2 separate regions of the Mus musculus genome follow, and region 2 is linked to region 1. A link is a contact called in ENCODE Hi-C or POLR2A ChIA-PET data. All regions are on one chromosome and are shown on one strand. Each heading gives the region's core, a stretch centred on a gene start or an enhancer-like site at or near the end of the contact. The rest is flanking DNA. Distances are from core to core; before and after follow the strand shown. Region 1 overlaps Lrrc8a (leucine rich repeat containing 8A VRAC subunit A). Region 2 holds the start of Dolk (dolichol kinase).

What was found. Hi-C counts contacts between places; a loop is a spot of excess contacts on that map. ChIA-PET counts read pairs that join two places held with the same protein, here RNA polymerase II (POLR2A).
Region 2: a loop to region 1 is called in a map of T-helper 1 cell, with 1.9 times the contacts of the local background. The contact joins the promoter of Dolk here to the enhancer-like site in region 1. A Hi-C loop is called at or near these places in 9 of 37 maps with a recorded cell type or tissue (T-helper 1 cell, T-helper 2 cell, adrenal gland and 2 more). POLR2A ChIA-PET finds 5 or more read pairs at or near these places in 3 of 5 experiments (Patski and embryonic stem cell).

Annotation. Positions count from the first base shown.
Region 1 is chr2:30,240,815-30,244,469 of GRCm38, forward strand. The region is part of intron 2 of Lrrc8a (leucine rich repeat containing 8A VRAC subunit A); the gene reads left to right. Among named protein-coding and RNA genes, the nearest start is that of Lrrc8a, 4.9 kb to the left of the region's middle. Within about 2 kb of position 1,844, at least 2 of the 3 ENCODE cell types and tissues checked have a DNase peak (open chromatin) inside an H3K27ac peak, as active enhancers do; they include heart, where a contact is called at or near this core.
Region 2 is chr2:30,284,613-30,288,597 of GRCm38, forward strand. Dolk (dolichol kinase) reads right to left here and starts at 1,742. Exons shown (of 1, transcript NM_177648.3): 1 at 1-1,742. The coding sequence starts at 1,419. It overlaps Nup188 (nucleoporin 188), which reads left to right and starts at 1,804. Exons shown (of 44, transcript NM_198304.3): 1 at 1,804-1,858. The coding sequence starts at 1,827.

The sequences.
Region 1 (3,655 bases), core at 594-3,093:
GTTCTATTTTAGTAGTGACGGTTGAGCCCAGAGCCTCACAGGTGTTAGATAGACAAGCATTCTACCTTCAAGTTACTTCCCAAAACTCAGTGTGTATCTGAGGTTGGCCTTGAACTCCTGATCTTCCTGCTTCAGTCTCCCAGTCCTGGGATTATAGGCACACACCACCATTCTGGGGCAATGCTGGGGCCTCTTGCATTCCTTCAGGAAAAGCTGAGGCAGAGATGGAGGTTGGGGGACTGAGGCAAGAACAGAGGACCAGACCCAGACAGTTAGAGGAGCTGAGTTCTATCTACAGCCTCAGCTTCCTTCATGGTGGGTTGAGCATGTTGCTTCAGCTTGTATGTGGGTCAGCACTGGACAGAGACCACTGCTCAAGCTTTGGCAAACGATCCTGCGATCCTTTCACAGTATGTTGTGCAGACTGCACTGCAGGGTCAGCAGGCCAGCGCTAGGCAAAGACACGCTCTGCCTAATGCCTTCTCCATCCACACCAGTTCTCAAAAAGGTTCTGAAGAGAGGGATATGCGACTCTTACCATCACCCGTTCCTCCCTGCAGATCTCATTGGTGCGCATAGCTAGAAATGCTGCTGCCTGTGACACATTTCCCAAGAGGTGTCCCTTGGTCACTGAAGTTAGGGAACTGTGGTTGTTCCAGGACTTGTCAGAGCCTTGGAAGCGTGTTCCTGAGCACGACGAGTGGGAGCAGCCTTCACACTGGCGTGGTCCCACGCAGCTCTCTTGGAGATAGGAGCCTTTATACTCTGTATAGTTTGCCTTTTCTCTGCTTTTTGAGGCAAGGTCTCTTGTACCTGGGGTGGCGGCTACTACTTTCAAAATCTATGTAGTGGCTGCCTACTCCTGAGCTAGCCTCAAACAACAACTACTACTGCTATTACTACTATGACTTCTTTTTCCTTTTCTTCCTCTACCGTCTTCTCTAGTATTTTTTAAAATTGCTTATTTATTTTTATTTTATGTACACTGGTGGTTTGAGTGCACGCATGTCTGTGTGAGGGTGTCAGATCCCCTAGAACAGGAGTTACAGACAGGCAGTTGTGAGCTGCTGTGTGGGTGCTGGGTATTGAACCCCAGGTCCTCTGGAAGTGCAGACAGTGTTCCTAACCACTGAGCCATCTCTCCAGCCCCTCTTCTCTAGTTTTATTTCATTATGTGTATGAGTGATAAACTGTTTTGCCTGCATGGTGTCTGTACACCATGGGGGTACCTGGTATCCTTGAAGCTCAGAAGATAGCTTTAGATTCCCTTGAACTGGAGTTAGAGACAATTATGAGCTGTTGGAAATTGAACCAGGGTCTTCTCCAAGAGCAATAAATGTTTCTAACTCCTGAGCCATCTCTTCAGCCCTGGTTTCAAACTTGTGATCCTTTTACCTCAGCCTCTAGAGGGCTAGAAGTACAGATGTGCCCCTCCATATTGTTTAGAGTTTGACATCAGAGAAACGGTAAAGTCCTGACCCCATCTTCTCTTGGACACCTATTTCATGAAAGTCAGGTCACTTTGGGGCTACCTGCTTTTGTTTGTTTTTGGTTTTTGTGTGTGTGTTTTGGTTTTTTGAGACAGAGTTTTTCTGTGTAGCCCTGGCTGTCCTGGAGCTCACTCAGTAGACCAGGCTGTCCTGGAACTCAGAAATCCACCTGCCTCTGCCTCCCAAGTGCTGGGATTAAAGGCGTGCGCCACCACTGCCTGGCTGGGCTATGTGCTTTTTAGCGCTTTTGTTTCTTGGAAGGGCAGCCTGTGTCTGGCTCAGACAGGCTGCGGAGGCTGGCAGACAGAACAGAAGGCACATTCCTCCTGCAGCACCCCTGGGGCCCTACTGGGCCTTTCTGACTGTGTGGGGCATTGACATCAGAGAGGGAGGTGGAAAACGCCTGGTGTGTGGTGCTGTCATACTCTTTTGTTTATGGGAACAAGGTCAGCAGTGACTGCCCTGCCCTGTGGGAGCTTCCTGTTGGTTGTTGAGGAACTCTGTCCCTGGGGAGAGTTGGCTTGAACTGAAGCTTGCCTTTCTGGGCAGTGGAGAACAGGAAACCAGAGGAAGTGCCTATGTGAGATGGGAATTCCTTCTCTGCTTGTAAACAGTAGAGTCCATCATGCTGGGGTGAGGTGTGACCTCTGCTGTCTGCCTGAGCTAGGGCCCAGGTGCAGCTCAGGGAGAAGTGTAACATTTGAGTGGAATTGGATTGCTGTATATGCCTGAGTTTGTCACGTGACTGTTTGTCCTTACAGTACCTCTAGGTCAGTTTTGTATTGGTCGCAGAGAGTTTCAGACAGAAATCCCACAGGTTGGTTGGAAGACAAGGAAAAGGGCTTCCCAGTTGTTTGAGTCTACAGAGCCACTGATAGGCACAATTAAATATCAGTAGGTTTTTACAGATTTATTTATTTAGTTTATGTATATGAGTACGCTGTAGCTGTCTTCAGTCACAGCAGATTCATGGAACTGAGACTCTGGAAGGCTGTGACCCCACTGCAGATGTCCTGAGATCTCCTGGTAAGTTTTTTTTCTGTCTCTTGAGAGCTTGAAATCTCAAAATTAAATTGCTTGCTGCATTACAGCCTCACACTCCCTCTAGAGTAAAAGTGGCTGTAAAATTCCATGGTTTCACATGTGACCCCCATCTCCGAGGCGCATCTGCCAAACCTGTGCCCTCTCTGACACTCAGATGACAAATGTGTGCCCAGTTAGGTGGCATGGCAGAACCCTGGCCGGGGGCACCGTGCATTCCCCAGCTGGGTCCTTAGGTTCTGATTTGGGGAGTGGATAGGCAGCTTGCCTTTAGCTGGGTCCCCTTGCCTGCTTGTCCAGGCCAGCACCTGTTCCCCTGGTCCCACAGCAAATGGTTCTGCAGCCTGTCCAGGGTGCTTACACCTACATTTCTTAACCAATCTCAGAAGACACAGCAGATGTTCATAGCAGGTCATGACCAGTCTTCAAGGCTACTTTGTTCCCAGGGGTGCAGACCCAAAATTGGGCTCCAGTTTCCTTAACACCTGGAGTGCTAGAGGCCCCTGAGTATGACCTGCTTACAAAGGCCTCATTTCTGTCCATGCCTCGTCAAGAGGAGGCTCTTCCTAAGAAGCACCTCGAAAGGCAGTGGAGGTGGCGAGGCTGTGGAGGCAGCGAGGCTGTGGAGGCAGCGAGGCTGTGGAGGCAGCGAGGCTGAGGAGGCAGCGAGGCTGAGGAGGCAGCGAGGCTGTGGAGGCAGCGAGGCTGAGGAGGCAGCGAGGCCTGTGGAGGCAGCGAGGCTGAATAGGCAGCGAGGCTGAGGAGGCGGCGAGGCTGTGGAGGTGGCAAGGCTGAGGAGGCAGACCTGTCGTCTTAGGACTGCTTGGCACAGTAGCAAGTCGGATCTAGGTCTGTCGTGCCACCCGATCCTATAACATCAAATCCGTTCACCTCTCCGGACCTCAAGCTCTTCATATTGTAAGGGACTTTCAGCCCTCCTGTTCTGAGAGCAGCAGTGTGCCTGGAGTCCAGGCTGCTTTAGCTGGACAGGAGGAGCTCATGAGTTTACAGAGGCAGCCTGGGCAACATCTCAAACAACCCCTAATAAAAACTATAGTAAACATTTTTACTGCATAGAAATGATCCAAAAGCTTTTTGGGGACCACTTCATTTGGGGGACCCCC
Region 2 (3,985 bases), core at 492-2,991, 44 kb after region 1:
CATAGTCCCCTCGAAGGTTTTCTTAGTTCCAGGCCAGCGGATCTCTCCCATGGTGCTGCCAAATATGGAGGCCACAGTATCACCCACACCCACAGCCAAGACCCCAGCATAGGGGACCAGGGCTCTTGCTCCTTCCAGGCTGTCCTTCTGTGTACAGGGTCTGGGGATCAGCCAAATAGGAAGAGACATGCCCAGAAGCAGGTAGATGTGTGTTAGGATAAGGGGTCCACTGTCTCGTTCATCCAGGAAGAGGGACAGAAGGCTTCGCAGAGTGTGACCCAAGGGCTTTATTCGGAAATAGCGCACATACTCCAGGAAGATGAAGACTGCCAGGCACACAGTGGCGGCCACATACAGCAGTGGCCGGTCAAAGATGATGCCCGGGATATAAGTGGCTACCACAATGAAGTGGAAATACTTTCTTGTAATGGTAGGCGCCCTGTGCTTCTTGGACTCAGAAGACGACCGCTTAGCATTCTGGTACAGCACCACCAGGCAGGCCACAGAGGCCAGCAAAGACCAATAGGCAAGGAGGTAGATGCGAGTTTCAGTGTAGAAGAGGAACTGAAGAAGCCAAAGCAGGGGGTTCCTACGAATGAGCCAGTGCAGCCAGGGCAGAACCACACCAAGGCCCAGCACACAGGTCATGAGGTGGAAGAAGATGGAAGAGGCCCAGGTGCCTGAATCCATGAAGACAAAGAGGGTGCTGAAAAAGACACCCATGAGCACCATCCCTACCACCACCACCAACAGGAAGAAGTCCACTGGGTCCCCCTGGCTTTCAGTCAGAGAGCGCTTGATGAGTTGGTTAAGGACGAAGCTAATGCCACCCAATACCAGCAGTGCCTCCCCAGGAGTGAAGCATCGGGGCAGCAGGTACAGCAGGATCATGTTGAGATAAACAAATATTAGCAGGACTTCCAGGACCTCGATCACCTCGCCTACACTGAGCGAGTGCCTCATAATATAAATGATAACGCCTCCAGCCAAACCAGAGATGGCACAAGTATTGGTGGGCACCGGGCGAGTAATGCCCAGTGCCAACACGGAGGAGAAGAGGGCCACTGCCATGCCAGTAGCTGCAACCACAATGCCGAAGCGCTCGAAGTATGGGTTCCCTGCAGTCTGGCAGCGCTCCTTCATGACTAGCCCAAGCAAAGGCATGACCATGGAGGCCGGCAGTAAGCCGCTGTTCGCGGACATCCGGAACTGGAAAACGGCATTGCCCTGCTGGAGCAGCCGGTCCCACTTGTACTGGACGTAGAAGGCCTGCACCGCGAGGGCCACCGCGCACCAGGAGTATCGGTCCCACACTGCAGCGTGGATGCTCAACACCACGGCGAACACCACTGCAGCCTCCGCCAGCACCGACCCGCTCAGCGCAGCCCCAGACTCCTGGGGAGGGCACTGTCGGGTCATGTCTCTAGGTCTGGCGCTCTTGGGAGAAGAAGTTTGGTGACTAGGGACGCCTTGGCCTCTGGGGCCCTCAACCCGCCAAGCAGAGGGGCAGCAATTTCACCCAGCCAGCAACCTTCTCCAGCTTCCAAAAGGGTGTTCCACCACGGGCCACTCTGAGGCCTGGGAGCCGGCGCCCAGTCACCCGCCTCCGCTGTCAACCTACGGTGTAGCAGATGTTTGCCCTCTTCACCGCTCACAGTCTCCACCGCCTCCACCGCGGACTCCCCTCGCACCAGGGCAGCGCCATCTTGACAGCCCCATCTTGACCACGCCCACCATCACGTGGCGGAAGCCCACGCCCCCAGGCTGGAGGATCCCAGTCACGTGGGTACGGCGCATGGGGGCGGGGCTGGGCCGCGCGCGCGAAGATGGCGGCTGCCGCTGGTGGGCCGTGTGTGAGGTGCGGAGTGGGGCGCGGCAGGGGGTGGCCGTGAAGCGCGGGCTGGGAGCTGGGCGGGAGTTGGGACCGGGGCTCAGCCGCAGTGGCAGAGACGAGCCCCGGCTGGGTGGACGGACACTTGCCGGGGAGGCGGTTAGGTCCAAACCGTTCCCGCTCGCGGGGCTGAGGACACTTTTGGAGCGGGCCTGCCGCTCTCCCTTCTCTCTCCGTGGTCCCTGAGCCTCCGGTAGTCCCCATACACCCACGCTTGCTCCACCACGTTGCCTGTAGGCACTGCGGGACATTTCGGGGTCGCCTGGAAGACCCACCCCACTGCGATCCCTTCCTTGCTGTCCCTGCGCCCTGCTCCCCCTCGGGTGTGCCTTGCCCACGCCGCGATTTCTTCCCGCGGGCATCCTTAGTTCCCGCCTTCTTTTATTTTTGGCTAATGCCGATATTGATGCAATCAGCAGGCATGCCTTCATCTTCCATGCGATTCCGGGTTTTGTGCCAGGCTTCGGACACAAGATGAATTACCCCGAAACAAATATACAGTTCTCACTTAAAAGAGTGCTTTTGTTTGTTTGTTTGTTTGTTTGTTTCTTTTTTGAGGTAAGGTCTCTTGCCTCTCGGGCAGGCCTTGAACTCCTTGTTGTCTTGCCTTTGCCTTCTTGGTGCGGAAATTACAGACATGAATTTCGAGCCCTGCTTGCCTTTAAAGAGCGCTTACTAGCGCCAGACCCTGGGAAAGTGCCGTGCAGGCCTTACCTCATTCATTTCTCACGACTAGGAGAGGCGCCTCCTGTTCCACAGGACTCAGAAGTCCAGTTCATACATAGGCAGTCCCCCCTTGTCAGCCCTCGAGATAATCCCCGTGAGCCTTCAGATGGAAGGCTCTAAAGCCTTAACCAGACCTCTGTATGTATCCACATTATAGATCAGAAAGGGTCTTCACTGCCCTTCCTCCCCTTAAATGTAAACATTCCCTGTCAGTCACCTGGAATTGACTCTGCCAGTTTTATTTGGTCTTGTTTCCTGTGGAAACCTGAAACGCCCAGACAGACATGTAATTATCACACACATTGCTGATCTTTCTCTCCATTAGCCTCTTCACCTTCCAGGGGTAACATTTTCTTTGGAGTTTCCTGTGGATAAAGTGTGGTCCTTGCAAGGGCCGGTTTGTTTCATGCCAGACCTTGTATCCACAGCTATGGATAAATACTTGTATGAAAACTGTAAAAAAATGAATTTTTTCAAAAGGAAAGGAAAGTTTTGGCTTGCCAGCAGGCTTTGAGCTTTCTGTGGAACTTAGCAAACCCATCGTTGAGGGAGGACTTTAACTGACTCTAGGGTTTTCATTTTACTTTTGTTTTGAGGTCCTAGGGGTCAAACCCAGGGCCTCAGGAATGCTAGGCAAGCCCTCTAGTATTGAGTCACAACCTGTGGCCCGGGCGCCTAGCAGTAGGGTTCTAGGTGCTGCCTTGCTCTGTCAGGACAGTGCCTTTTAGTGCTGAAAAGCATGCTTCTTAGCAGTTGGGAGTAGAGGGCTGTATTTGAAAAGCTTGAGACCTGGGGCAAGAAACCGTCCATCCTGGTTTTTGTACCTAGTGCTTTTTTGTGGTTAGTCTTAGAAGTCACCTGACCATTTTGAGCTCCTACTTTTCCAAATGGGAATCCTTTTCATCTTTGTGCACAGGTGAACAGGTAGACAGTGGCAGCGTTAGTTTCTGTGTAGACTATAACTGCCTCTCAGACAGACTGTAGTCATGAGAATAACTCAGGTAGCTCAGGGTTATTTTCCATCCAAAAGTCTTTCAAATGTTTTTTCTTGAACATTTTATTTATTGTTTCCATGTCTATGAGTATTTTTCCTGTCTGTCTGTCTGTCTGTGTATCACCTTTGTGTAGTGCCCTGGATCTGAGTTACAGAAGGTTGTAAGTTACCTTGTGGTGCTGGAAATTGAACCTGGATTCTCTTTGCGAGCAGCCAAGTGTAGCCCCTCCCGCCCCAAAGTTTCACCCAGATGGATGTCTCTAAGGGGGGGATGTTCAGTGTCCAATATGCTTTACTTATTTTTAAATTTTATTTTATTTATGTATGTGCGTGTGCGTCAGCAAGAATTTATGTGCACCAGGTGTGCTTGTGGC